Linked DNA regions of Homo sapiens: region 1 is linked to region 2. Evidence: chromatin loops called from intact Hi-C (ENCODE). Cell type or tissue: gastrocnemius medialis. All regions are shown on one strand. Each heading gives the region's core, and the rest is flanking DNA. Links, peaks and the distances in the headings are about the cores only.

The links. Peaks named below come from ENCODE experiments on the same cell type or tissue, not always from the same donor. Only the 100,000 strongest peaks of a DNase experiment are listed, where the experiment ranks them.
Region 1: a loop joins it to region 2, with 5 times the contacts of the local background. A loop is called at or near these places in 13 of 110 quality-filtered maps.

The regions. Positions count from the first base shown.
Region 1 is chr6:125,737,351-125,747,568 of GRCh38, forward strand. The region is part of intron 1 of HEY2-AS1 (HEY2 antisense RNA 1); the gene reads right to left. Among named protein-coding and RNA genes, the nearest start is that of HEY2-AS1, 7.0 kb to the right of the region's middle. RefSeq lists an enhancer at 7,999-8,666. In gastrocnemius medialis, for the core only: no CTCF peak of the experiment used is centred there; a DNase peak (open chromatin) is centred at 8,611; H3K4me3 peaks cover 4,268 bases; H3K27ac peaks cover 4,937 bases.
Region 2 is chr6:125,665,351-125,675,568 of GRCh38, forward strand. The region is part of intron 2 of HEY2-AS1 (HEY2 antisense RNA 1); the gene reads right to left. LINC02523 (long intergenic non-protein coding RNA 2523) reads left to right here and starts at 9,003. Exons shown (of 4, transcript NR_038906.1): 1 at 9,003-9,125. RefSeq lists an enhancer at 5,104-5,814. In gastrocnemius medialis, for the core only: no CTCF peak of the experiment used is centred there; a DNase peak (open chromatin) is centred at 5,451; H3K4me3 peaks cover 935 bases; H3K27ac peaks cover 1,333 bases.

The DNA.
Region 1 (10,218 bases), core at 1,057-9,056, 72 kb after region 2:
AATAATTTAAATTCGCAAACATCTTTTTCCTAAAATACACATTTCACCAAGAGGGCTAAGAGGATGTAACATTCACAACCTAGGGACAATTCGGTCAGATTGTTTCTTCCCAATACCTCTATGAGATCAATTGCACTGAAGGAATGCCTATTTTTACTAGAAGAACGAAGGTGGAAGTCAATAATTTTGAAGCATGGGGTAGCTTCAGAGGAGGAGAGGTTCGGGGATCGGGTACAAGACTTGGCTTGGGCCAGGATAAAAATACTCAGTATGAAAAACCTGAGTAGCATTACTAGATTGTAATAGAGATAGAAACGGACATGAAAGGATGTTAAGAAGAAATTAGGGGATTTGGGAGAGTTTCAACAAAATTATTCTAAAGTTGTTCCAAAAGTATAAATACAAGGAATGTCCTTAACAGCGGAATAGACTAACAAAATGTGGTATATATATATACAATGGAATATTTTTCAGCCACAAAAATAAATGAAGTTCTGATACATGCTACAGCATGGATGAATCTTGGAAACATTATGCTAAATGAAAAAAGCCAGACCAAAAAAGGACAAATATCGTATGGTTCTACTTCTGTGAAATATCTAGAATTGGCAAATTGGGAGAGACAGAAAGTAGACTACAGGTTACCAGGGGCTTGACAGAATGAATAACGGGAAGTTACTGCTTAATGGGTACAGAGTTTCTGTTTGGGGGCGACAAAAAAATCTTAGAAATAGATAGTAGTGGTGGTTGTAGAATATTGTGAGTATAATTAATGCCATTGAATTGTACATTCAAAAAATGGTCAAAATAGCAAATGTATATATATTATACCACAATAAAAATATTTTCTAATGCAAGAGACAAGTCAAGGCAAAATTTTAAAAGTAAGAGGAATGAAGATAGCCCTTGCCTTACTATTAAAATACATTGTTTTAAAATTACAATAATTCAAACAGATGCTGACACAGATACAGAGAAACAAATGAATGGAATTAAATAGTAGGTCTTTAAGCAGACCCAGTTCTCCACATGAATTTGGTATGTAATGAAGCAGACATTTAAGTCAGTGAAAAAGTCATGCATGGGCATCAACAGTTGATAATGACACAACCAGCCATTTGAAGGAGCAGCTGCTTCATGAGGATAGGAATTCTGCCTGTGTCATGCACCAATTATTCCCCAGGCAAAAGCATGATACCTGGTACATTGTACACATGCAGTTAATGTTTTCTTGAATTAATGGACTAAAAATAACTCTTATATCACAAAATATACCAAAGTAAATTCTAAAGTTTTTTTAAGTGGGGAAAAATATTAAAACCTGATAAACTTGGGGGTGGGGGGAGGGGGAGTGGATAACATTAGGAGATATACCTAATGTAAATGACGAGTTAACGGGTGCAGCACACCAACATGCCACATGTATACATATGTAACAAACCTGCACGTTGTGCATATGTACCCTAGAACTTGAAGTATAATTTAAAAAAACAGATAAACTTCATAAATTAGAATATAAAAATTTCAACACCTGCATATCAAAAAGTTCATAAATAAGATTTTTTAAAGAGCAAACTGAAATAAATACATATGTAAATTTGTGATATATGAGGCAAACATTAAGTGCCTTGATTTAAAATGACCACCTTTAACTCACTAATAACAAGACAATTATTTCAGAAACATTAAGTATACTAATAGTCAAAAAAGTATAAATAGCCAATAAAAACTATGAAAACAATCTCTAACATCATTAATAGTAAGAAAAAACTAAAATTAAAATGATAGATCCTGTTTCACCTATCAGGCTGGCAACTATCGAACTATCGAGTATTGATGACAATTCAGAGAACTGAGTACTCTCACTTTGCTGGCAGAGATATAAGTTAGTCAACTGTTATGAAAGGTAGTTTGGCAGAAAATATCAAAAAGTGTTTAAAATATGAACACCATTTGGTCACCTGACTATTTCTAATAATTTAGACTTAAAATAATCTAAAACATGTATACTTTTTTAACCTGTAAGATTTCTTCAGCACAATACATTTCTTCGGTCCACAATAGAAAAAATGTAACCATTTAAATGCCCAATAATAACAACTAGTTAAGTAAATGTATGATACATTCATACCAAGATTTACTATATTATCAGGGGAGAAAATTATGTTATAAAAGAATATTTAATGAGATGGAATGTCCATCTCATTAAATGTCCAAGCAGATTACAAAACAGTATGAGGCAAAATGATCTCATATTTTGTGAAAAGGAAAAAAAATCATAAAAGCTGGAAGGAAAATCAATGAAATATTAACAGTAACTGTCTCTGGTTATCAATTAAGTGGCAATTTAAATGTTCTTATTACTGCTAACATGATTTACTAATTTTTCTGCATTTAACATGTATTGATATTATGATAGAAAAGCAATAAAAGATGCTTTTAATGAGGAAACCAAAAATAATAGGCAACTTTGTCCTTTGTTCTTGGGAGTCAGGATTAATCAGCTATATCGCCAGGCATGGTGGCTCACACCTGTAATCCCAGCACTTTGGGAGGCCAAGGCAGGCGGATCACCTGAGGTCAGGAATTCGAGACCAGCCTGGCTAACATGTTGAAACCCCGTTTCTACTAAAAATACAAAATTAGCCCTGCGTGGTGGCATGTGCCTGTAATCCCAGCTACTTGGGAGGCTGAGGCAGGAGAATCACTTGAACCTGGGAGGCGGAGGGTGCAGTGACCCAAGATCATGACATTGCACTCCAGCTTGGGCAACAAGGGCAAAACTCCATCTCAAAAAAAAAAAAAAAAAAAGGTCAGCTATATCTGTCTCTTTCCATATGTCAAACTAGTTTTAAAGCATTATTCTATTTGAGCTTTACTCTATTGTTAGGTATCATTAACCTCTTGGATGAGGTCTAGATTTCAGAAAAAGTAGCACACTCAAGGTCATGCAGCTAGTGACAGCTGAATATGACCGGCCCCCGTGGTATCTGATTCCAAAGCGCGTTTCTTTCTTTATTATTTCCATAGGTTTCTGGGGAACAGATGGTGTTTGGTCACATGAATAAGTTCTTCAGTGGTGATTTCTGAGATTTTGGTGTCACGTCACCTGAGCAATATATACTTTACCCAATGTGTAGCATTTTCCTGGGGTTTATTGTGGAGTAGTTAAGCGTTATGAGAATAGACCCAAAAAACTAACTGCCACATATCACATAGTTTCTGTGAATAAATGTTTGGCATGCTAAACACCACACTTATAAATGGCCATTGGGAAGCAATTTTTTCTTAACCTATGTGTTGCTTCTGACTGTTTACACTGTTTATGTCTGTGTCACATGCATTATTATTCTTGGAGGCAATATCCAGTAATGGGTAGGAGCACTGGCTCATAGTTAGATTCCCTTGGTGGAACCTGACTCTACCCTTTAATACCAATGAACTACTTACCTTCACAGGGTCTGATTCGTCACCAGTAAAATAAAGGTAATGACTGTACCTACCTTAGGTTGTTCTAGTGAAGATTAAATAAATTAATCTACGTGGTGCTTTGTGGATTTAAAAAGTGTCAGACACATAGCAAGCACTAGATAAAGGGGATCTATGATGATCATTATTAATGTATTCGCTAGATATTAAATCCCCCCAAGGGCAATAATCGCATGTTGTATTGCGTTTGAATTCCCTAAAGAGCTCAATAAATGGTTGATCAATGGATAAAGCTGGAAGTAAGGTAATTTCTGACAAGAATTTCTCAGTGCTGCAAAATACCCTCTCTAATTCAACGAGAATGCTCCCTGATTAACTTGTATTGACTAATAGAGGCCTTATTTTTATCTTATTTTTTCTCATCTATGAAAGGGGTACTTAAAATTACCATTTAAGGCTGTCTTGCATTTCCTTATTAAACATCACTTTAATTATTGATTGAATATTCAATATTTAAATGCAAGTTACCTCCATTTCAACAAGGCCTTTCAGGGAAGGGCGTAACTTTATGTGACTAAAAATAGTTAAATGACCCCTGAGTTTTAAAATCCTTAAACATTTATTTATGGCACCCTGTAGAAAGATAACAGTAACCTAGTTCTTTCAATAAGAAAGTAGCAGGAAAGAATCATGGCTCAATCTTTCACTGAAAGTATTTAATCTGAGTAAGTCCCAGATACCCAGCAGTGTTAATGTACTATGTGTTACTTTGAAGTCAGTGAAACTGAAAATCTCACTTTAGAAAGTTCTCTTAATCACTGAGAATATAACCATGTTCTGATTTTAATTATGACATGGCGGATTTTAAAATAAATCTGTAAAAGCTGATGTGCAAGTCCTGGCATAATTATTTGACTACTCCACCAAGTAGGCAGTGTACATGTTTTTTTTTTTTTCATATAAATTTGGTCATATTAAATAAACCCAAGCAACCCAATTAAAAGCAATGAGCTTCCCAAGTGCTGAGCCAACAGTCCTACCTAACAATGCTATTGTAATGGCCAAATGGCTTGCACTGAGAAACAAAAAATATCAAAAATTCCATTTACCAATGCAAATTGTCCTGGAATTTTTCTGTTACTGTAATGTTTTCAATTTGATTTAGTGACAACTAGAAAAAGAAAGAAACTTGGCTAGATTGAACAAGCATATCTAATGAATTAATAGCTGTGAACCTGTCACTTCTCTTAAAAACCTCCGGTGGCTCTCAAATAACTTCAAGAAGATACCCTGCTCAGAACGCAAGCTCCTCCATGATTTGCCTATAGCCTAATTCATTTTCCCAAGACAACTCTCTCCTGCTCTTTCCTTCCATTCCCCTCATTCCAACTAAGAATAATCCATCTTTCCCTAAGAATCACATGCACTCTTCAGCTTCTGTGTCTCTTTGTAAATGCTGGTCCCTCTCCAAGAAAGTCTACTTACAATTGTAGCTATTTGGTATATCCTTCAAGGCCCTGCTCAAGGCCACTTTTCCCCTTAACCCCATAATTGCACCAAAGAACAGATTAGATGTTAGATACCTATAAAGTTTAAGAACAATAGAAAGATATTCCAATAAATGTAATATCTAAGTAAAAATAGTGTGTTTGTTATATAAATGGAGTTTGGCAACAAAAATCCTTGGGCCACTCCCGGCCCTCCAACAGGATTGCTGCCTCTAATTCTATACAAAAAGTTTGGAGCTATCACTGCTGAACTCTCCTTTAAAAAGGAACCTTCTCTCTCTTTGTGCCGATGGCATGTAGTCTGCTGTTTACTTTGGCCTTGAACACATCTTATCTTGTCTAACAGTTGTTTGTTTAGACTCCCGTATTATTTTCCCTGCTATTTCCTGAGCAGGAATTAAATCTTGCTCACCAGGTACCACCACACTACTTAGCAGACAGTATTGCTCAACGTAGGTAGGTGTTCAATATTTTAGTGGCATGGAAATGAGAATGAATGAATGAAGAGAGGTACAGTCTGAAAAATCAAGCCATGATTAATGAAAATTAGTCTTATCACTTTCAAGTGCACACACTAACAGTTTGTCAGTTATCTCTGTCCATAGCTCTTTGGTTTCATTTTCTGATCATTTCTCCCACAGTTCTGTTTAAGTAGTCCCCACTATGATGTTCCTATTAGTTCTCAAACTACATTTTTGAATAACAACAAAGTGTTCATTATCAAATTAAAGAATGGACATTCTTTTTCCAATTCACATTGCACAGAAATAAATTTATGATTAAAACGTTAAAATTTGAATTGAGCCTTTTTCATCTCAACTAGAATCTATGTTCACAAGTATACTATCTAATTTAGCAATATTTCATGGGTCCATGCAAAGAGGACATGATTTTTCAGGTGTACTACCTGAACATCAGAGAAAATCATTCTCCCAACCCTTTAGTATAAAAATTTTATTTCCATCACACCAAGAGGTTTAAAATACTAGTCTGTTTTTCTAAAGGTCTACATTTTAAAAACTGCATAAAGAAAGTTATTTAAAACACAGACAATAGAATCGACAAAACATAAAATAAACTGAAATAAAGTGAATGCAATTTTCAAAAATAGAGAAAATATGCAAATACATATAATATATAAACTCTGTTTTGCAAATGGTGGTTTAATTACAAAATGCAGCATTTTCCTCTCTGACTTGAACTACTGTCTTCTGACAGATATTACCCTAGTCCTTCATATACTAACAAGTCATGTTAATTATAAAACCGTTCATTATTTTCTGCCTTTTACATCTATAGACAGACAGACAAGTATATACCCACATACATCATTTATATTTGTCTTCTATTTTCTATTCATATTTTGTCTTCTATTTTCAGGCTTTATTAATGTTCCCATTACAACTGTTATTCTAGCAAAATCCTGCTAGCCAGCCTTGACAAGTAAATCCTGCAGCGCTGTGAGTTTTGATACATGATTCAATAATGACCTAGGATTCTCAGATTAAAAGTGCTGTGGAAATGTACAGTGTCCCTTTCTTCCATATTCAAGGCACAGTACACTGCCCTTCTCCACTGTGCAGTTGAGCATGGTTGTTCTCTGCTAAGCAGCATGACATTTGGTTTCCAAAGAGATTGTGTTGCCCTAATGAATACTGCAATTCCTCAAGAAACTATTCGTTTCTTTGAAGTATTCATGTCCCAGAAATGTAAGGAGCTACTATTCAAAACCAAAATCGGTCTCTAAAAATTTTCAGTCCAATATTCTCAATATACTAATATATTATTAAATTATTTTGAAGGCTAAATCCAGAAAAATGTAGTCAAATTCTTCTCTAGTAGAATCAATCCAGTCCCGTCTAGGGAAAAAAACTGCTATGTTTCTGTTTCTTGTAAAGTATATATTTCAATAAGTTTGTAAAATATGGAGGTCTAAAAATAGCCTGTATTTTTTTCCACAGTAAATCTAAAATTAGCAATTCCTTATTTCCAGTCTATGAAGGTTTTTTCCCCAGAAAGTCACCTGCCAATTTTAAAATAATCAGATAAGGGCAAAAATGTGCACACATCTAATAAAAATATTTCAATAAAAGTGTTGAGAAAATATAGCTGTTATTTGTAGTCTAGTGGAAAAGACATTTAGCCTTAAATATTTCCACAGCATTTGATATTTCAGAAACCTGTAGAGCCTCTTCTTTTCTTTCACTTTTATCAAATAATGCCAAACAAGCAGATCCAGGAATCTTTAATTTTTTCTTCTGACACTGAAAGAAGAAACTTTCTTACAGAGAATCCATATTTTTGGAACTCTGTGAGACAGTGGTTTTATTAATGTCAATTAATCTTGACAGCTTAGTAGATGGTTTATACAGCTATTAGAAGATATACTATTGTCTTCATTTATGCATAATGTAAATGCTATTATTCATGTTATAATTAACAGAGACACATGAGAATTTTAGACAAAATAATTATTTTAAATAATTAAATTATTTGAAGTCCATGAACAAGGCAAGCATGAAGTTCTTTTAGAATTCAGTGACTGGGTAATAACTTTCTTTTTTGAAAAACAGTGTGCTTTCTCTTTTCTCATTATGAAAGTTAGAAAACTCACTGTGCTTCTCTTCTGACTTGGCCACCAGGAAGTTCCATGTTGAACTAGGTCTTATTCACAGTTAAGTATTCCTTCCCATTTGAAGGCATATTCTCTTCATCTTTTCATAGCTTTTTAATGCACGGTTGCTTACTTCTATTTTATTATTCCAATGAGTGTAAATTCTACATATACAAGTAAAGAAGCAGAGAGTTCATTAATTTTAACAAGAAATTAATCTGAAACCATTTATTGTACCCCTACTGTGTGCTGGGCATTTTTCTAGGGGATGGGAATGTAGTTTATTAAAAGAATATTTTCATAAGAGAAGTGAATATGTTTCATTGTATCCTTAAGAGAGGGGGGAAATCTGCCAATCAAACCAACTTCAAGAAAATGGAAATTTAAAAGAACTTCCTTAAAGGCAAAGCCTGCCAACATCAATTTAACTCCCACAAAAAGTTAAGCTAATACACTGAGTGTTCTCACTGTTGCTTACTGGCACACGGAAAACTGGTTACTTGCTATACACCCCTCTTCTCAAGGGTCCTGCAATAAAACTAGTCTTTATCCTGAGGCATGCTAAGCACTAACAACACCATAAAATAAAAGCTTTTAAATAAATTGCCCCTCAACAACAGTTTTAAAGATCAGTTTAAACATTCTAACTTTCGAGAGAGAGCTTTGGGTCATAGATTTCCTACCTTGAAGCTTCTGCTGTAACAAGTAAGTCGCAATTACTGGGGCAAGCCAAGAAATACAATGCATTTTGTGTGGCTGACTGGGCAAGAAAAATTAACTAGTAAAGCAGCTCCCTTTCAGGGATGACTTCAAGGTTGGTGGGCCTAAATTTGCACTTGCTTTCAGCTTTGTTTTGCTTTACTGGCTTGCAAATATGTGTCACACAGTGACCCTAGGTTGGCCTGCCTGCTGCCAGCCTGATGTTGGAAAAGGTATTGAAATGTACAAGGATCTTGCCCTTGGCCTCCACTCCTAGGGCGCAGCATTCTCACACATTTTAAGGCGTTACCAGCTCACAAAAGCCTTGTAGTCAGGGAAGGCAGCCCAACAAGGCTGCCCACAGATACACACGTGTTTGTCACCTGCCCCAGCAATTGCAAATAGAATAGCTCTTCTCAAGGCAACCTGTTTGTCCTCCCTTTGAAAGAGAAGGCTGTGTAAATAATTATATTTCAGATGTGGCAAAATATTGGAATTTTCAATTTGGACTATGCTCTTAGGCATCTCAGACTAACACAAAGTTTTCTAATTAACAGAGATGCCCTTATTTCACTGAGAAACCAAGCTAAAACTTTTAAATGGTGTCACATCTTGGTGACTTTCTAAGCCCATCAAATACCTGAGTGGCCAACGTTTTTTACGTAGCTGCGAGCAGCATCTCAAAGGATTTAGAGAAGCAACAAATAACAAAGTGTGACAGTCGATCTTGGAAAACCAGAGGGCTCTAATGAAGCAAAAAGTAGATGAAGAGGCATAAAAAAAATCCAGGTTCGTTCCAAAAAAGTTTTACAATTATAGCAAAGCAATCATTTCATCGGTTTGTGCAACAAAATTCAAAATCTGCGGGGCGAGATAATACTTGGCCAACATCGCCAAATTTATCAATACGGGTGTAAAAACTGTAACTTTTTATTAAATGGGTGTGAAAAGAGTCGGGGAGGAGGAACAGGACCACTAAATCTGGTATTTCCAGATCTCTGCATTCAACATCTCACTCCCACGCCATTAAGTTAAATAACATTTAGCACAAAACACAGGCTAGACCACCAATTTCGGGAGGGCGTCTGAGTCTTCCCTTCTCCATTCCCTTTAGATCGGCCGTCCTGGCCTTTCTTTCCTAACGGCATCTCCTTTCTAATAAAGTCCCTCGTATCTTTTGGTGTAATTAACTCATGGTACAAATCCTTCAAAAAGAAAGGAAAGAACTGCGGTTTGCTCTACGCGCGGACATCTTTTCTTCCTAAGCCTTCCCTTTCGCTGAAAAGGTTGTCGCAGAAGGGCGGGGAGGCTTGAAATCCCGCCGTTCCCTCATTCTTTCTCTTTTCTTTCTCTCCACATAACGCCTCCCCTACACCTCCCCACCTCCAATCCACTACCGTATTTAAGTCGGCGGGGGCGCTTTAAAGGGTTTCCTGTGTCTGTTTCTGTCTCTCTGACCCGAAACGCACTTTCGGTTATAGACAGACAAGGCGCTCAACCAAGGGACAGGCAAATGGAATAAACAGCTGAGGAGAATAAACGACCTAATGGGGAAATCTCGTGCTGCCTAATTGCTATTGTGTTTTGCAGATAAATAAGCATATTATTTTGATAGCGTTCAAAACCCTGAGCTCTCTTGCCCTATGCATTCTTAACAGACTTCTATGGCGCTTACTATATACCAGGCGCTGTTTTAAATGCTTTTAAAATACCACCTTCTTTGCTTAAAAAATATTTTTAACAGATTTAAAATTCCGTGTGTGCTTTCGAACTTCCCTGCTATACTCTTCTTTATACATAGTACAGCAGTTGTCTTCAAAGACAAATTGAAAAAAAACTTTAACCAGTTGCTACTTAATTGCCAGCAAATCGTTTCCCTCTGCAATTTTTCGCAATCATAATTAAATACACTAGTATAGTGGCAAAGAACTGTTAGATTTTTTTTTTTCAGTGATGATCTCAGGTTTT
Region 2 (10,218 bases), core at 832-8,831:
ATAGTCAGATTATAATTAGTTTCTGTGGAGGAAAAAAGAATGACAAAAGCTACAAAAACAAGTTGTTAGTAACACCCAACTTTATGTTGAAGATGAGACAGTACATTCTGTGCTCACATATGCAGAAAGAGGCAAACAAAATATGGTAGAGGGAGTCTCAAAAAGGAACCTCTGCCATCTTCAGAACTGAAAGCAGGATGTGTAAAGGAAAACGAATGACCTGAAAGGAGTTTTCATATAGTGTAGCCCACGAAGGCCAAGGCGGGAAACAGCATGCAGCCAGAGAGGGGAGAGAGGGTATAATGAGATACAGCTGAAGAAGGGAAAATTCTAGATGCCTATCAGAGACTTCCTGGCAGTGAGAACTGCTGGATTTGAGAATGGCCTCCCAAGGGAAAGGCGGGAAGCTCCCTCACTCAGGACACTGGAAACCGGACAGAGCCAAACAGTAGTGGCTCTGCTGAAGGAGGAAACCTGCAAACAGAGGATGAACCAGATAACCTGCAAGGCCGTTTCTTTCTGGATTCTCTTTGATTATAGTAATATAATCCTGCAGGGATGTAGGAAAAGTTGCAGGGGGTGCTTTGCTTTAAATTTTTGAGTGAACTTAATTCTGATGGTTGGTGCTGGACTGACATCCTAAGAGACAAAAACTCTCTATTCATCCATACAATGGATACAACTTTGACAGGGATACCTTTCTCCACTGGGCTTTACCAAATGTGTCCCCAGTCCAGGTATTAAAGTAGAAGGGAAAGCTGGATCCTTTCACCATCTGACTCATTGCTTCTCTTCATAGCTTCACCACAACAAAAGAGTATTGGTTATAAAGATTGGCTCTCAGACTGAATACCCTGCACTCCGCCCCCACCTAACAACTCAAATGTTACATTGTGAAGAGGCCACACAGAACTTTTAAAAGCACCTATCTGAAGGCCAGGCATGGTGGCTCACACCTGTAATCCCAGCAATTTTGGAGGCCAAGAGGAGAGGATGGCTTGAGCCCAGGAGTTCAAGACCAGCCTGACCAACATGGTGAGACTGTATCTCTACAAAAAAAGAAAAAAAATTAACGGATCCATCTGGGAGGCATCAAATTGAGGCAAACCACTTTCAAAGAATGGTATGTAGTAGCAAGCCTAGGTCTCTTATTCTCTTTTCTGCATGAACATATGTCAAAAAGGATGGATGGATAGATGGATTTGGATATAATTACTACATACCTTTTGCTTCTGGGTCTGGAATAAGAAGTTTTAATATAGCATCCTTTTCCCTTTCTTGTCCTTCTTTATCTTCCATCTCCCTTTCATACTTTCCTTCCAAAGGATAATTTTTATCCTCCCTCAAATTTGCTCAGAACACGCCAGGATAAGAGATCTCAGTTACGAGAAGTTCGAGTAAATATCTTCACCTGCCAGACTCTCTGCCAATTGATGCAGATCCCTTGAACATGCTCCTGCATCTCTCCTGAGTTGCTGGTTTCTTATTTTCTTTACTTGCATTTTTGCAGAAGTAACCTCAAAGTGCCAAGAAAGTTCTGCACATAAACCAAACAGTAACATTCATCTGAGATGCAGCTCTTTGATCTCCTCTTCCAAGTATGTGTAAATCTGAACGTTTTATTTTCTGTATTTCTCCTCTACCCAAGCCCAGCAATATTGACACAGCTACATAGCTGACTATCTCCCTATTATATGAAGGCTTGGTCTCACTACATACCAGTGCAAATTTTTTAATCTGCCTTTCTAGTCCCAAATCTCCAGAGCAGGTGGGAGGAGAATGTATGCAACCTTTTCATTTTCACCAGGTATGTAGACCTGACCAGACATACCTTCCATCTATATGGATGCAAACCTCACAGAGGCAAAACCCTCAATTCAGACAATGGTATAGGCGTGCGGTCAAGTTTGCCCTAGGTCCAAGTACTGATCTCAGGGATATTAGCAATAAAGGGAAGACCCAGTTTGCCCCTCATTTTATGAAACGATTTTAAACAAAATTCCCTGCATATTCTGAGAATGAATATATTTAATCATTAATTTCCTATAGAAGGTTTCTATTACACAGCAATAGACTCGGAGAAAAACAAGGCCTCACGAGCGGCCCCGCAGGGTTTGGATGGCGTTCTAGCCAAAGCTTGCCCACAGAGGTTGGAACTTGTTTTTCCCCTCTATGTTTAAGTAATCAAAAGAACATCTACTCAGTGAAAGAGAGAGAACTGAATTTGTCAGGAAGTAGTTGTTGCCTCTGATTTCCTGCTCCTTTATTAGAGACAAAAGCCTGCTATATAGTTACTTGCAATTGGTATATGGTGTGCATTGGCAGACCACAATGTAGGTGAGTAATGAATCCTGTGGGAATCTGAATGACCTGACCCAAGACCCCACTCACTAGTGAGCAGACAACCTGGAGCCTGAAAACACATTGTTTTCAAGTTAGCGAAAGGCAATTTTTAAAAAATTAAAATGCCAGAAAAATAGAACACAATGACAGCCCAACACAGAGTGATTATTTTCATGGCTAATAAAAAGAAAATGATTCAACACATACAATGCCCAAGGGTAAGGCATGACCAAGTGTAAGAAATGCACCTCAGTGAATAATTACCTTCTTGAATCCACTGACCCAAAGATCTCCTGCTTCAGGACTTGTATATCTCCACACCTGAACCAACTAGCGGGAGAAAGTTTCCTTGAAAAAGTACCTGATGTAAACCTGTAATATAGTAGAGCCATGATAACCTCTTCATGGCTCCTGGAATAAATGTATCACTCTATCTACCGACACGTCTGCTTCAACTCAGCGTCAGTACATTGACTCCCTTGTACTTCCAACACTGAAGGAGAATTATCGCTTTGTTAATTGTTCAATCCTCAAACAGGAACACAGTTTGCCAAGAGTGCCTCTCTCGAACGACAGAACCTCACCCCCTGCCAAAGCGCAGGATGACTAGCATAGACTGTGTACTGCCACTCAATGAGTTCTAACACCCTTAACGGGGTGGTGGTGGCCTTGCATGACCATGTCTAGCTCACTGGCCACAGAATGTCTGATGTAGTATCCTGGGTCTTTCACACAGGGGCCAGGTTTTTGGCCAAAAGGACCTGATCTCTCTCTTTGTACTCAATCATTTCCACCTGGTTTTTGTTTTCATTTTAACTCTCTCATAAGGAGACGTCCCAGCTGGGTCATCAACATAGTAAAGAAGCATTTATTCTGAACAAATAACATAATTCATAGGTATATATTGACTTTGTCTGTTGCCCCAGAGATTCTTTGTGTCCATACCCTGAAGCCATTTCAACATAACCCAGTCCAATATAACTTGGGATGCCAGGGCCAATTCTGGACATGAAGGAGCAGGTTCTCTCAAAGCCTTCTTGATTTGAACTCCGACTGAGGGAATCTATGAAAGCTCATCCACAGGCCTCCGAGATACCATCTGCCCCATGACTTAATTTGAAATTTCTTCCTATGGGAGCCCAAGCATGACCAGAAGGCAGGTCATGGTTAAAATGTTCATAGCCAACTAAACAACGGTCTGCTTGTTCTCTCCCATGAGTGACCAACCTTAACCATCCCCTCATTTCCATCCATAAAATTTTTCTATTATTTCGCAGAAATAACCTTTGAAATTTGTTTTATTTTACAAAATAGCTCTCAGACACGATTTTTAGAACACTTGCAGGACTTGCACACATGTGGTCTTCTCTTCTTTTTAAAGCCACTTAGTGACTTTACATGACTGTAATGTTTTGTTTATTACTCTTTGTGAGGAGAGCTGGGCTTGGTGGCTCATCTCTGATCCCAGTGCCATCCCCGTTGGGCAGCTGGGAATTGAGACTCTTCTTCTGTCATTATTGGCTGTTAAAATGTCTGATGCTTCAGTGCTCCTTGGCCTATCTCTCTCTCCACATGCTGTCTCAGCCTCCAGGGCCTATCCATATGGTTTGGACTTTTCATGAATGATGATCTTGAGTAGTTGGACTTCTTACATGGTACTTAGAATTCAGAGAAAAAATCATCCCAAGAGACTCAAATGGAAGCTTCGAGGCTTCTTATGAGTAAGGCTCAGAAATCCCTGAAAATTACTTCTATTTAGTTCCAGTAGTCAAACAAGTCACTAAAGTCAGTCCAGTTTCAAAGGAATTGGAGAAATAGATTCCACTTCTTGGCTGGGGAATGACATGTAAGAATAGAAAGAATTGATGGTAGCCATCTTGTATATAAACTACCACAGAGGGAATGCAACTCTTCCTCTAGCATTATGTTTTTCCACAAAGGTGTGAAAGCAGTGCTGTTTGCTCCCTGGTTTCTTATAAAGCTTTGTTTTTACGAGGTTTTTTTTTTTTTCATTTATAGCTCCATTTATTCATAGGCTTCAGATGTAAATCCATGAGAGTCTGGACTCATGAATGTTGTAAGTGACAAACACTATGCTTTACTCAGAAACTCTTCCCTGCTAATAAGGTATTATAGAACTAAGCTTGTCTGTTGAATTTGTTCTTCCTTTGAGATAACTTCTCTTCAAGGATGCTTCTTAGTTCCCTCAAACGCTGGAAGGTCCATCTTGCCAGGGCACCAGACATGCATGGACATTCCAGACTCCAAATGGTGACTGTAGCCTGGGCTCAAACAGAGACCACTGCTGCACAAGTTATTTCAGCACAGAGCCTGGCATGTGGGAGACGTTCAACAAGCATTAGTTCCCATCTTCTTCTCTTCTCTCTATACAGGGAGACCTAAGTTACATATCAGTTTATGATTCCCATCTACAGATGATAAAACTGAGGCTCGGAGAAGTTAACAGGTCCGATCAAGTTCATGTAACCAGTATGTGAAGGAATTGAAACTTGAGCCCAGTCTTCTGATGCTTAGTTTAGAGTTATTTCAGTTCCAAGGATTACAAGGGCAAGTTTACTACCTGAATTCAAAGGTATAAAATTGAGAGCAGATTCTTCAGTGGAAAAGAATATAGCAGTAAGAAAATGGGATGCCAGGGTTGGTACAGATAAGTATTGAAATAGAAGTAGCGTATCATAAAATTACACCACCCATTCACCAGTTTTGCCTGGAGCCAGCCTTATTATATTTTCCAGAAATATATCAGAGGGTTTACTCTTACAAATACATACTAATGATACTGTCTTAAGTTCTTCAGGCTAGTAAATAATTTTTAGCTTTGTGCTGCGCACTCCAAGTCCCCTTTAATCCCTCACGTCCTGCTTACAGTTAATGGAATGCAAAATTCCATCTTGCCCTGTTCTTCAGATCTCCCAGCAGGACGTCACTGCTGTGTATCAGTTACTAGGTGTGGGTTTCCTTTTGCACCAGCTTGTCTGCCTTCCGAGTGATGAAACGAAGCTTTCCCCAAGGAGAGAACCCAACATTATTTCCTCCTGCCTGGTCAGCTTCCACTGAAAGCCTGTGGCAGCCTTTGCTTCCAGCAACAACAGGCTGGTATCCATAACAAAGGCAGCCAGAGGCTGTGATCTGGCCGTCTTCAACTCTGTCATTTAGCCAACATGGTTTCCTAGCCTTGTCCCAGATACTATGCCTCTGGTCTTTGGTTGCCCTACTACCTGGCATACATTTAGGTGTCAGCAGACAAGATGAGCCTAAGTTCCCATCTCCTTGACTCAAGAGATCTGTGACTGTGCTGAATAAAGTTTACTTCCTTTACTGAAATTACCAGAAGACATCTGCAAAGAGGTCAAGTCACTGTAGGTCATAATCATAATATATTCACTTTTGGAGGCAAAATGCAAAAATGCTGCTCAGAATTAAGACATTTTTTACACATCCTGGAGCAAGAAGCAAACAAGTGCTTTAAATTCTGTGATGACTTTATTTTAAATTGTGTCACTTTTACACTGCACTTATTAAAATAAATGTGTTGAAAATTCTGGAGAGAAGACCAGTGTGAGAATTCCACCCTTGAATTAATGTAACTGTTTTCTCCTAGAGAAATATGCCCAGTAGGACCTGGCATTAAAATGAGAATAACTTCAGCCCTGCAGACAACCTCTTCAACGTTAGTGTCACCAAAGCAGGGAAGGGACACAATGAAAACAAATATACCATATTCACTTATCTAAAATAGAGTATAACACATCAGCCACAGCCAATTCATTCTATTCACTTTGAAAATAATGTAAATTATGTAGAGTCATCATAAAAAGAAGGAAAATAATCAAATAAAAAAGACAAAATTAAACTCACATATAATCACACTATCTTGACATAACCACTGTAAATGATTTGGGATATATATTCTTCCAAACCTTGCCCTGTGTGTATGTATATATATATCATTTTAACAAAATTAAGCTGCCTACAATTTGTAATTTTCTATCTATACTTAATAGAACATAATTTTCTATGTTGAAAAATGTACATCTACATTGCAAAATATCACCTATTTTTAATTATAAAGGGGAAAATGTGCCTTTATAATAAAAGCATCTGTTATCCTCCAGCCAGCGAAGCTTGACTTTGCCAGTAATTTGGTGGCCTGATACTATATGCTTCCTGATGCAATGTAGTGAGAAGTATGCACATCGCCTATTAAGTGTTCTTGCCTAAAATGTTTAACCAATTCTAATCATGATGAAACAAGCTAATCCAAGATGTTGGGCATTCTGCATAATGGTTATCCTGGACTTCCCAAAGGATTTGAAGTCATCAAAGAATAGAGGAGACAGTTTTCAAAGATTGAGAGCTACTAAGGATATATAATAGTTAACGTCATGAGTAAAATTTCATTGGAATTTGAATCAGAAAAAAAAAGCTATAAGGAATATTTTAGGACAATTTAAGTATGTTTGCAAATGATCTTATTGAATCCATGATTATTTTCTTAGGTGTGGTAATGGTGTTGTGAGAGAGAATACTCTTACTCTTGAAAGGAGTGCCAAATGAAGTATTAAGAGGTGAAATTTCATGACATTGGTACACTACTTTCAGAAGGCTGGGCCAAAAAGAAGAACCTATCCACAGAGACATGTTGTTAACACATATTCACTGCACCATTCCTTCAAGTTTTTGGTGAGTTTGAAATATCTCAAAGTTATTTATAAGGCATATGTATGTAACATGTAAGCAGGCATATTTCTCCTTATTATTCTTTCAACTTTTATTTTAGGTTCAGGAATACATGTGCAGGTTTGTTATGCAGGTAAAATCATGTCTCAGGAATTTGTGGTACAGATTTCTTGTCACCCCAGATACTAAGCCTTTTTTTTTTTTTGAAAGGGTTTTGCTCTGTTGCCCAAGTTGGAGTGCAATGGTGGGATCTCGGCTCACTACTCTCTGCCTCCCAGGTTCAAATGATCCTCCTACCTCACCTCCCGAGTAGCTGGGACCACAGATGCACACCACCACATCCAGCTAATTTTTGCATTTTTTGTAGAGACAGGGTTTTGCCATGCTGCCCAGGCTAGTCTTGAACTCCTAGGCTCAAATAATCCACCCACCTCAGCCTCTCAAAGTGCTGGGATTATAGGCGAGAGCCATCACACCCAGCTAGGCATATTTCTATCTCATCATATTTAATGACTAAATGAGATTCTATTATATCATAACCTATTTAACAAATCTCTGGTTTTCAACATTTCGTTGTTCCAATTTTTAACTAATATAAACAAGTTTCAAAGACAATTCTTGTAGTTGTTTGCATGTATTCTTCATTATTTATTTAGGATTAATTCCCAGAAGCAACTGCTCAATCAAGTTTATGAACATTTTTAAGGTTTTCAGCACTAACACCTGCAACCCAATTATTGGATTCAGCCCTGAATATTTTCTGTAACCCTCAAGCCCCAAAACCTGTTAATTCTCTTTAAAATTACTACAATTGTCATATGATAAGACTTCTAACACTGGTATTTTATTTCCCAAGTTGTTATAATTAGTGCTTTCACTCGTTGACAACACTTAGTAAATTTTTTTGTATACCCATGGACATTTCAACTCTATACAAAACTGCTTTCATTGTAACCATAGAGAACCTAGGAACTGTCCATCATCTTTTCTTGTCCTGTTCATCTGCTCTAAAAATGTCTATCTTTATTATTGGCAGCAACACAACTTTGGTCATTGTCCCCAACAAAAGTGGCACTACCCTGGCCTGACCAGAGGTTAGACCCACCTAGCAGTGTACTGCAGCCTTGTGGCACTTTCCATGACAACCACTCTGGAGGACAAGGAGTCTGGGTGCTGCCATGGTCTCGACCACTATCTCCAGGAAGTCATCTTCCAACACTTACTAGTTGATACACACATCACTACATCACACTTATTAAGCAGTATTACGAAGTGCTATTAAGTGTTATTAGCACTATTAGTGTTACTAAGCGCTGTGAGAGCAAACCCTAGCCAAACACTTTCAGAGCTGTTCCTCACAGGTTTGGTCTATTTAACAAGCCAAGCTCATCGTTATCTAACACATTGAGATGCAGCCAGCTCCCTTTACTTGCTCTGTCTCTCACACATACACTCATTTTCCCCACACTAAAGCATGTGCAGAATATTCTCCAGGACCTCACTCTGGCTAAGTGACCAAAAAGGAAAGGAAAGTTAAGAAAAATATACATAGCCATTTTATGTAGTATATTTTTTGCCAGTAGAAGTAAAATCGTTGACCCAAGAATCCAAACAAATTATGTTTTAGCTGGATCCCTTTCAAATAATAATAATAAAGAAAGTTTCAAATAACTGGAATGCAAGTTGCCATTTATGGAAGTGTTGAGATAAACTCATACCCATTTCAGGCTTCTCACAAGTTGTAGGATCAATATTTTCTGTTACCGGTTCTAATGTGGTATCCAAGCCCAAATCACGTTGACTAATAGCAGAAAGTTCATCCAAAGAAAACAGATAATGAGTTATATTAAAACCTTTCATCCCTTTCCAGAAGCAATTTTTTTCCTCAGCTCTCATGGGAGATCAGATTTCCAACCCCTCTTTGCAGTGGTTTTGGCTGCTCCTCTCACACTGAAAGCACAGGGGCCTTGGTCCTTCCATTGATTCATAAGTACAACACCCTACTTCTTGGATACAGAGCCATCGCGGAATGTTCGCTGGAGTGAGGCAGCGTATGGAGCACATGGGACATGCAGACCCAGGTAAGGTGTACAGGAGGCCGGGATCACCTGCAATGACTGTAACCTCAGGCAAATCTCACAACTTTTCACAGCCATGGATTTCACATTTATGCTCTGGCAACATTACCTCAAACCCACACTGTGTGGATTATGTGGAGAACTCTATAAACTATAAAAGTTACACAACATTTATTATTTTGGTGTACTTTAATTCAAGGGACAGTATTTAGCACATTGAGATGGTCTTCTGATCTATTTTTAAGAAAAGGTCAGCTAACATGAGATCTAAGAAGAGTATTATTCTGAAGTTACCATTAAGCTATAAGTCAAAAGACAAAATCTTGGTGTCAAAAAAATTGTTTGAAAATTTTACCAGTCAAAAATAATTTTTTATTAAATATATAAAATTTTCTATATTATGCAAAACCAAAAGATATGCACATTTAAATTTTACAGAAATTCAGAGGCACATTTATTTTACTTAGGTCACTGTTCGATGGGAGACCATATCCTGTACCCCTCTGCCAGGGGTGATGTATTATCTGGCTCAACCATGTGTCTGGAGTTGGGCCTCAGCAGAAATAACCTGCAGCTATTCCTCTTAAAAGTTATGTGACTTTGGGCAGTTAGTTTTCAACCCTGTGCCTGTTTCTTTATCTGCCCAATAGGGATAAAAATCCTTTACTTGCTCATCTGGTGACTGATTTTTATAAAGAACTGACGTCCTCGGCCCAAGGACTACCCCAGCTCCAGCACTCCCCATAGGAATAGCTAAGACTTTTATTGCAACATCTTTGTAATCCAGCTTCTTCTCTGCCTAATCTTGCATTCTTTACCCCTCAAAGATATTGTTGCCAAGAACCCTTCCCAACACACCCACTGTACACAAATCTCAGTGTATCAGAGTCTGATTCCTGGGAACCCAAACTATAACACCCCTTTTCAGGAAAAATGGACAAAATATCTATTCATAGAGGCTTGTAATGCTAAACATATCTTCTAGAGGTCATGCAAATCAGGTTAAACAACAAGAAAACCTTGGTGATCTAGTTTCTAACTCCTTCAACACCTTCTGTTCTGGAAGCTTAATTAGAGCAACTTAACTCAAGAGGGT